2 separate regions of the Homo sapiens genome follow, and region 2 is linked to region 1. Evidence: chromatin loops called from intact Hi-C (ENCODE). Cell type or tissue: Calu3. All regions are shown on one strand. Region 1 overlaps RASGRF2 (Ras protein specific guanine nucleotide releasing factor 2). Region 2 overlaps MSH3 (mutS homolog 3).

What was found. Hi-C counts contacts between places; a loop is a spot of excess contacts. Peaks named below come from ENCODE experiments on the same cell type or tissue, not always from the same donor. Only the 100,000 strongest peaks of a DNase experiment are listed, where the experiment ranks them.
Region 2: a loop joins it to region 1, with 3 times the contacts of the local background. A loop is called at or near these places in 1 of 110 quality-filtered maps.

What each region holds. Positions count from the first base shown.
Region 1 is chr5:80,966,169-80,970,168 of GRCh38, forward strand. All of the region lies in intron 1 of RASGRF2 (Ras protein specific guanine nucleotide releasing factor 2), which reads left to right. Among named protein-coding and RNA genes, the nearest start is that of RASGRF2-AS1, 7.3 kb to the left of the region's middle. In Calu3, no CTCF peak of the experiment used is centred here; a DNase peak (open chromatin) is centred at 1,893.
Region 2 is chr5:80,779,766-80,783,765 of GRCh38, forward strand. All of the region lies in intron 17 of MSH3 (mutS homolog 3), which reads left to right. Among named protein-coding and RNA genes, the nearest start is that of DHFR, 130 kb to the left of the region's middle. In Calu3, no CTCF peak of the experiment used is centred here; a DNase peak (open chromatin) is centred at 1,806.

The sequences.
Region 1 (4,000 bases):
TTAAACCTTTGTTAGGCGGTTATATATTGGAGTTTGCAGATTTTGATTTGTACATTAACATTTCAAGACCTGAGTTATAAATCCCATCTATCTATAATTTGGGGAGCTTTATTTTTCAGGACTAAGGATATGGAATGATTCTGTTAAATTACTCACAATATAAATTCCTCTCTGAAATTAGTTTACCTTAAACAAAGACTGTAAATAGTAAAATTTTATTGATATTTAAATGAAACTAGAAATGATATTTGTTAAATATCAACATAGCACTGTGATAAATGTTTGATTATTTTATAACATTTGGCCTTTATTCTAAAATCTAACCATTATTCTAAAATTATCCATTACATTTTTATTGGTGCAACTTTTAAATTTTAGCTGATTGAGAAGTTATAAATACATGAATTTGGTTCCGCCAAAGGGAATATGTTAGCATTTTTGCCCAAGGAGTTAAAAATGTAATTGTGTATATATTTAGAAAAAAACAGTAGCAGGTTTGTTGTTGTTGTTGTTGTTGCAGAAAATATTGGCATCAGTAGGTGGAACAGAGATGCAAAAAGCACATGGACTCACAGTTTTATTTTTTTACTGGCACTTGAAAAACTAATGATTTAATGAAAAATAAGGATTCAAATCATTTTTCCTAAAACTTATTACAGTGACTACAAAATGCTTCAAATATACTTTTAGGGAGAAAGCAGGAAAAAAATAACAAGTTTGAGTTGGTCTGTGTTTATTTAACTAATATACTACAGTGTTTCTTTTCTTTGTTAAAAAACTGTAAAGCAAGAAATGAGACAGAAAGTTGGGGAGGCCTATATAAGAATAATTTACAGCTTTAGATTAAATAAGTTAATCAGAATTTTAATTCTCATAAGATCTGAGAAGATAAAGATAAAATGATGTAAAAAAAGCAATCCTTAAAAATAAAATTTGTTGGCCGGGTGTAGTGGCTCACGCCTATAATCCCAGCACTTTGGGAGGTCGAGGCAGGTGGATCACCTGAGGTCAGGAGTTAGAGACCAGCCTGACCAACATGGCGAAACCCTGTCTGTACTAAAAATACAAAATTAGCCAGGCGTGGTGGAGCATGCCTGTAATCCCAGCTACTCAGGAGGCTGAGGCAGGAGAATCACTTGAACCTGGGAGGTGGAGGTTGCAGTTAGTCGAGATCACGCCATTACACTCCAGCCTGGGCAAAATAAATAAATAAACACATAACATCTCTTGGTAAAGAAATAAATAAAAATAAAATAAAATTTATTGATCCTTTAGTGCTTAATTAAAAAAAAATTCAGGTCACAATATCTGTTTTTAGCTCTTATGATACTTACCAGTATGACATTGTGAAGACCTGTGGTGATGGAAACAGCAGGGATATGAGTGGTACTTTTTATTATTTTCAGGGTACTGAAGTGTTTCATTTTGTCATTGTCTGATTTAATTTAGACATGCCTGATTCATTTCCTGGACTGTATTTATAAGCCCATGCCATTTGTGTGACTAATGTAAACAGTGGGGTCAGTTCTTTCAAATAGAGGGACTGTTGAAAAGCTAGGAGGTTTCCTGCATTTAGCAATGTGGAAATAGGGAGGTGATAACTTGGTCTAAGGCTCAGTAGATAACATTATAACTGATCACAAAAGAAGTCATGACGAGATAATGTCAGTGATTCATAGGAATAGGAGGCCACTCATATTAATATGAATTTGCTTTCTTTTAAGAATGTAAGAATATCAGTTTCTAGGTGAAGTGCTGGTGTTGTGTATGGTTCAGTTCAGGATTTAAACTGCATAGGATTCAGTCTTGGCTCTGCTACTTACCAGACACATGATCTTGAGCAATTTCTCTTTCTAAGCCTGGCTCCCTGCCTGGAATATGGAGATCCGGATAGTACCTGCTCCATCAGGTTGTTGTGAGGCTCACAGGCCAAGCTCTTGGCATAGGCCTGGCACATGGTGAATGGTCAGCACATTTGCCAGCTAGCATTTTTATTACTCTCTTTGATATTCCTCTTTTTATTTTCATTATTAGGATGACTTAGAAAGTATTTTCCTTTCCTTTCCCTTTCAAAAATACTTTAACACACACAAAATAGAATATTTCAGGGAATGCCAACCTACTCATCCTCCAGCTTCAACATCTTCATCTTTCTGCCATTCTTGTTTTATCTGTCTCCATGTGTACATTTTTTTTTTTGTTAGACCACTTTAAAGCAAGTTCCAGACATTGTATTATTTCACTTGTAAATAAGGAACTTTTTTCCTTTTTGGCATAGCACTTTTTTGGCACTGGAGATTGCACTGGATATAGCTCTGAAAAGGACTATCTTGGAAAGAGTTCATAATGAGTTTCTGTTAATAATGTGTGCTATTATAAAGGTAGCCCTCTTTTTTGTTTCTTTCATGTTATAATAAAGGAAAAAACTTAAGACAATAGTTGTGAAGACATAAAGGAGATGGAATTGGCTTTTAAATAAGTCCTAGTATGTTAAATCTTAAAGGGAAGGAAGTTTGAATCAATTTTAAAAATTGAGACGGAGTCTTGCTCTGTCACCTGGGCTGGAGTGAAGTGGCGCAGTCATAGCTTACTGAAGCCTTGAACTCCTGAGCTCTAGCGATCCTCCTTCCTCAGCCTCCCAAGTAGTTGGGACTACAAATGTGTGCCACCACACCCAGCTAATTATTTATTTTTTTTTGGAGATGGGGTCTCCCTGTGTTGCCCAGGCTCGTCTTGAACTCCTGGCCTCAAGCAATTCTCCTACCTTGGCCTCCCAAAGTGCTGAGATTACCAGCATGAGCCACTCTCCCTGGCCAAAATGAATTGCATAACCATGATCATGGTGTAAAGTGTTTTCATGATTTGATCCCACTCTAAGGGGCAATTAAATCATTGGTGATCCTCTTACTGAGATCTTCTTTCCATTTACCCAGCTCCTCCAGCTGTGCAGGACTCTTTTTTTTTTTTTTTTTTTTTTTTTAAGTTGGAGTCTCGCTCTGTCACCCAGGCTGGAGTGCAGTGGCGCCATCTCAGCTCACGGCAATCTCTGCCTCCCAGGTTCAAGTGATTCTCCTGTGTAAGCCTCCTGAGTACCTGGGATTACAGGTGTGCACCACCACACCCGGCTAACTTTTGCATTCTTTTTTTAGTAGAGACAGGGTTTCACCATGTTGGTCAGGCTGGTCTCGAACTCCTGACCTTGTGATCTGCCCCCCTTGGCCTCCCAAAGTGTTGGGTTTACAGGCGTGAGCCACCACGACTGGCCAGCACTCTTTTTTCTTTTTTCTTTTTTTTTTTTGAGACAGAGTCTCACTCTGTCACCCACGCTGGAGTGCAGTGGCGCGATCTTGGCTCACTGCAAGCTCCGCCTCCAGGGTTCACACCATTCTCCTGCCTCAGCCTCCCAAGTAGCTGGGACTACAGGCACCCGCCACCACGCCCGGCTAATTTTTTTTTGTATTTTTAGTAGAGACGGGGTTTCACCGTGTTAGCCAGGATGATCTCGATCTCCTGACCTCGTGATCCGCCCGTCTCGGCCTCCCAAAGTGCTGGGATTACAGGCGTGAGCCACTGCGCCTGGCTAAGCACTCTTATTTAGAATCAAGGATAAGAGTTTCCTACACAGATGCCAATAATACTTCTTCTTCTTTTTTTTTTTTTTTTTTTTTTTTTTTTGAGACAGAGTTTTGCTCTTGTTGCCCAGGCTGGAGTGCAATGGTGCGATCTTGGCTCACTGCAACCTCCGCGACCTGGGTTCAAGCGATTCTCCTGCCTCAGCCTCTCGAGTAGCTGGGATTACAGGCATGCACCACCACCCCGACTAATTTTGTATTTTTAGTAGAGACAGGATTTCTCCATGTTGGTCAGGCTGGTCTTGAACTCCTAACCTCAGGTGATCTGCCCGCCTTGGCCTCCCAAAGTGCTGGGATTACAGGCATGAGCCACCGCGCCCTTTGCACAGTTTTTCAACAGTGAGAATGTCATCCATGAGCTAATGTCT
Region 2 (4,000 bases), 190 kb before region 1:
GTGTTAGCCAAGATTATCTCAATCTCCTGACCTTGTGATGCGCCCTCCTCGGCCTCCCAAAGTGCTGGGATTACAGGCATGAGCCACTGTGCCGGCCAAAAAATTAACATTAATTTATGAATATATTTGAATTTCTTGAATTTTCCCAATGTCCCCCCGCCACCGGCTTTAGATTTTAAAATGAAAGACCTAATCAACTTTTACATGTTGCATTTGGTAATTATGCTTCTTTAGTCTGTTTGAACCTAGAATTATCTGCCACGTTTTTTGTTATTTTACCATGGTATTTTTTGAAGAGTCCTTGCCATTGTCTCAAAGAATGCCTTATATTCTGGATTTATTGATAGTCATGTGTTCATATTGGCAGTTTTAAGTCATGGCATGCTGGCCAATGTTTAACAGCCAGCTCTTTGGAAGGACAGTCATGTTTGTAGAGTTTGCTGATTTCTGTAGTGTAAACACTCCCACCAGGGCTGATGTCAAGCTACCACTGGACTGGAGTTGGGAAGAGATGTACACAGTTGATTTTCATGAGTCCATAGGAACCAGCTCTAGACCACCACTGGTCTGAGTACTTTATATATAAACTCAGTATTTTTCACGTGACCCCTGTAAGGCTAAGTATCATACCCAACTTACAAATGAATAAAGTGAGATGCAGAAATAAGAAGTTAATCTTCCAAGGGTAAGGGTTGGAGCCCAGATTCAGCCCCAGCCATCCGGCAGCCAGATGTCTGGCCTTTGCCAGCCTGCCCATGGTGAGCCTGCAGGCATCAGTCTAAATACATCTGTTAGTCTCTCACTTTAAAACCATAAACAGGCCAGGCGCAGTGGCTCACACCTGTAATCCCAGCAGTTTGGGAGGCTGAGGTGGGCAGATCACTTGAGGCCAAGAATTCAAGACCAGCCTGGCCAAGATGGTGAAACCCTGTTTCTACTAAAAATACAAAAATTAGCCGGGTGTGGTGGCATGTACCTGTAATCCCACGTAACTCAGTAAGCTAATGCACGAGAATCACTTGAACCGGGGAGGCGGAGGTTGCAGTGAGCCGAGATTGCGCCTCTGCACTCCAGCCTGGGCAACAGAGCGTGACTGTCTCAAATAAATAAATAAAACCTTAAACAGTAAAAATTCAGTGACGTCCTTCAGGGAGCTTTATTGTATTTCAAGTAATCAACCCGACAAATGAAAAAAACTAAAAACAAAAAAGATATGTGAGAATTTTTACAAGCTAGTAAGTTGGTATCAGTCTTTTGCCCTGAGGAGTCTTGAATTGTAAGACCAGGAAGAGATTCCAATTTACTTAAATCTTTTGAGACTAGCTTGACTCAGAGTCTTGAATGGAGGGATGGAAATTTTGTCTATTCAGTTTCTTTTCTATTTCACTTTTAATTTTCTATTTTAAGGGTTTTCAGGGCCTTTGAGTGTTTCAGTTGTCCTGGCTTTTTCCTTAGTATTACCACTGAGAATGTGAAAACTGAACTAAAATTACACCTTTCAGTCTTCAAGGACTCACATTCTAGAAGGGTCCTGGGATTTGGTGAGGTAATTTCATGTTCATTCTATTCAGACCTTACATAATTTCATAGATCTGGCTTCTATTCTCTTGTCATTATTCCAGACTAAAGAAAGTTGAGGTCTCCCAGGCTAATCATCCTGGTGTTATTCTTGATTCTTTCTTCCTTTTGGTCCCTTTATCTGTTACCAAGTTCTTTTTTTTTTTTTTTTCCTCGCTCTGCCACCCAGGCTGGAGTGCAGTGATACAATCATGACTCATTGCAATCTCTACCTCCCCAGCTCAAGCAATCCTTCCACCTCAGCCCCCTAGTAGCTGGGACCACAGGCATGCAGTGCCACACCTGGCTAATTTTTAAGTGTTTTTGTAGAGACAGGGTTTCTCTATGTTCCCCAGCATAATCTTGAACTCCTGGGCTATGTCCAACCTGTTATCAAATTTCTGATTGTCTTTTTCCCCCTTTGAGGTGTTTCTTTGATTTGTCCCTTCTTCTGTTGTCTTCTAACAGCCCATTATTACCTCAAACCATTCTTACTGTATTGGCCTTCTGACTGGGCCTTCTACTAGGTTGACCCAGGAGTTTTTATTATATTATCCCTAGGCTGTAATTGAGAGTTGCGAAGAGTGAGCTAACAGTAAATATAACATCATAGAAGCATATGATACTCTAATTACTAAGTGAAGAAAATCATGTAAAGTAAAAGTATGATACAGTTTTATATGTGTATATTTACATAATGCACAGCATACAGACTTTTATATTTTTAAAGATTATATATGCTTATTATTGTATTACTAATATGCTTATTGGCCATGTGTATATCTTTGGAGAAATATCTATTCCTATATACATATGAACATACATACATATATATATGTATATGTAGACTCAAAATGTTAACTGATTATTTCTGGATGGTGAGGTTACTGGTGATTTTAATTTCTTTACTTTGCAAATGCAGTTGGCTCTTGATATCTGTGGGTTCTGCATCCATGGATTTAACCAACTGCAGATTGAAAATATTCAAGGAATGAAAAGGATGGTAGCATCTATACTGAACACATACAGGCTTTTTTTTTCCCCTTGTTATTATTTCTGAAACAGTACAGTATAACTGCTATTTATTTATAGCATTTACATTGTATTATGTGTTATAAGTAATCTAGAGATATTTAAAGTCTATGGGAGGATGTACATAGGTTATATACAAGTACTTTACCATTTTATGTAAGGGATTTGAGCATGTTGGATTTTAGCATCTGCAGGGGGTCCTAGAACCAATCCCCTATGGATACTGAGGGATGACTGAGCATGATTTCAGAAGTTCCTATAATGTACATATATTACTTTCAGAATAAGAAAAGTGTATTAAAGTTTTTATCCAGAAAAAGAATATTGGCTGAAATTTAGCTAGAGCATTTTGCAACTAGAGCCCCCACTTGAGAGCAGCATTGATTGTTATGTACACTATTTATTGAGGTACCAGATGGTGTGACTATGATATCATTAAAAAAATGATTAACCTCAATGAACCTGACATCAGAGGATTGAATACCAGCATTACAAATGTATTTGTCACTTACTGAGGTACTAACTGTTGTGCATTAGTCACATTACTTTTGATCAAAATGTTGTCAGAAATTAAGGCTGTAGACACTGCTGTGGATTAAATCCTCCCTTGAAACATGTCTCTCTTTTTTTTGTTCTAGAAGATGGACTGTGTATATTCAGTAATCTTCTCAATTGCAAATTATTTAAAAATTGAATTATATCATAAAAAATTATAGAAATTCATTTGCAAATATTTTCAATTTTTATTAACTTCAGATATCATTGAGCAACACTTCATGGTAAACTTCTCTAGTCATCATAACACTATAACAGCTTTAGAACCAAAGTGTCTTCATCTGCTTCCTATGGACCCAGCAATATCTTTTGGCCAGAGGTTAAATCATAGTGCCTTGACTTCATCCTTAAGTTGGTTGGTAGCATAGTGATAAAATTGCTTGTTGTTATGCTATAAACCCAGTCTACCAGATTGTTATCTGCATTGACCATTTTTCAGCTTACCATTTTTCTAAGTATGGATAATCTCTTTGAAGTTTGGCAAAGTGTATCAAATGGACAAAGACCAAGATGTCAAACAAGCCTTCTTTAAGAGTTATGATGTTATAGGTTTATGATAGTTTTTCATTTTATTCATGTCTTATTTATACCATTGACATCAGAAAGAGCATTGTTGTTCATATCAAAATAATTACTTATCCCTTCTTGCTTTTTTGTTGTTTTAACTGAAATGGGACCCACTAAGAGCTGTGTTAACTCATTTCCATCTTAAGAATTAGATCATCAGAGATAGCTACCCTCAAGTCAAGCTGCTGAGTAGTAGCAAATTAGAGTCTTGAGGACCTGGGCAGGACCTGAGAAGGAAGGAAAGAGTGAGAAAAAAATTGACCATTTGTTACTGCTAAAGCTTTGATAC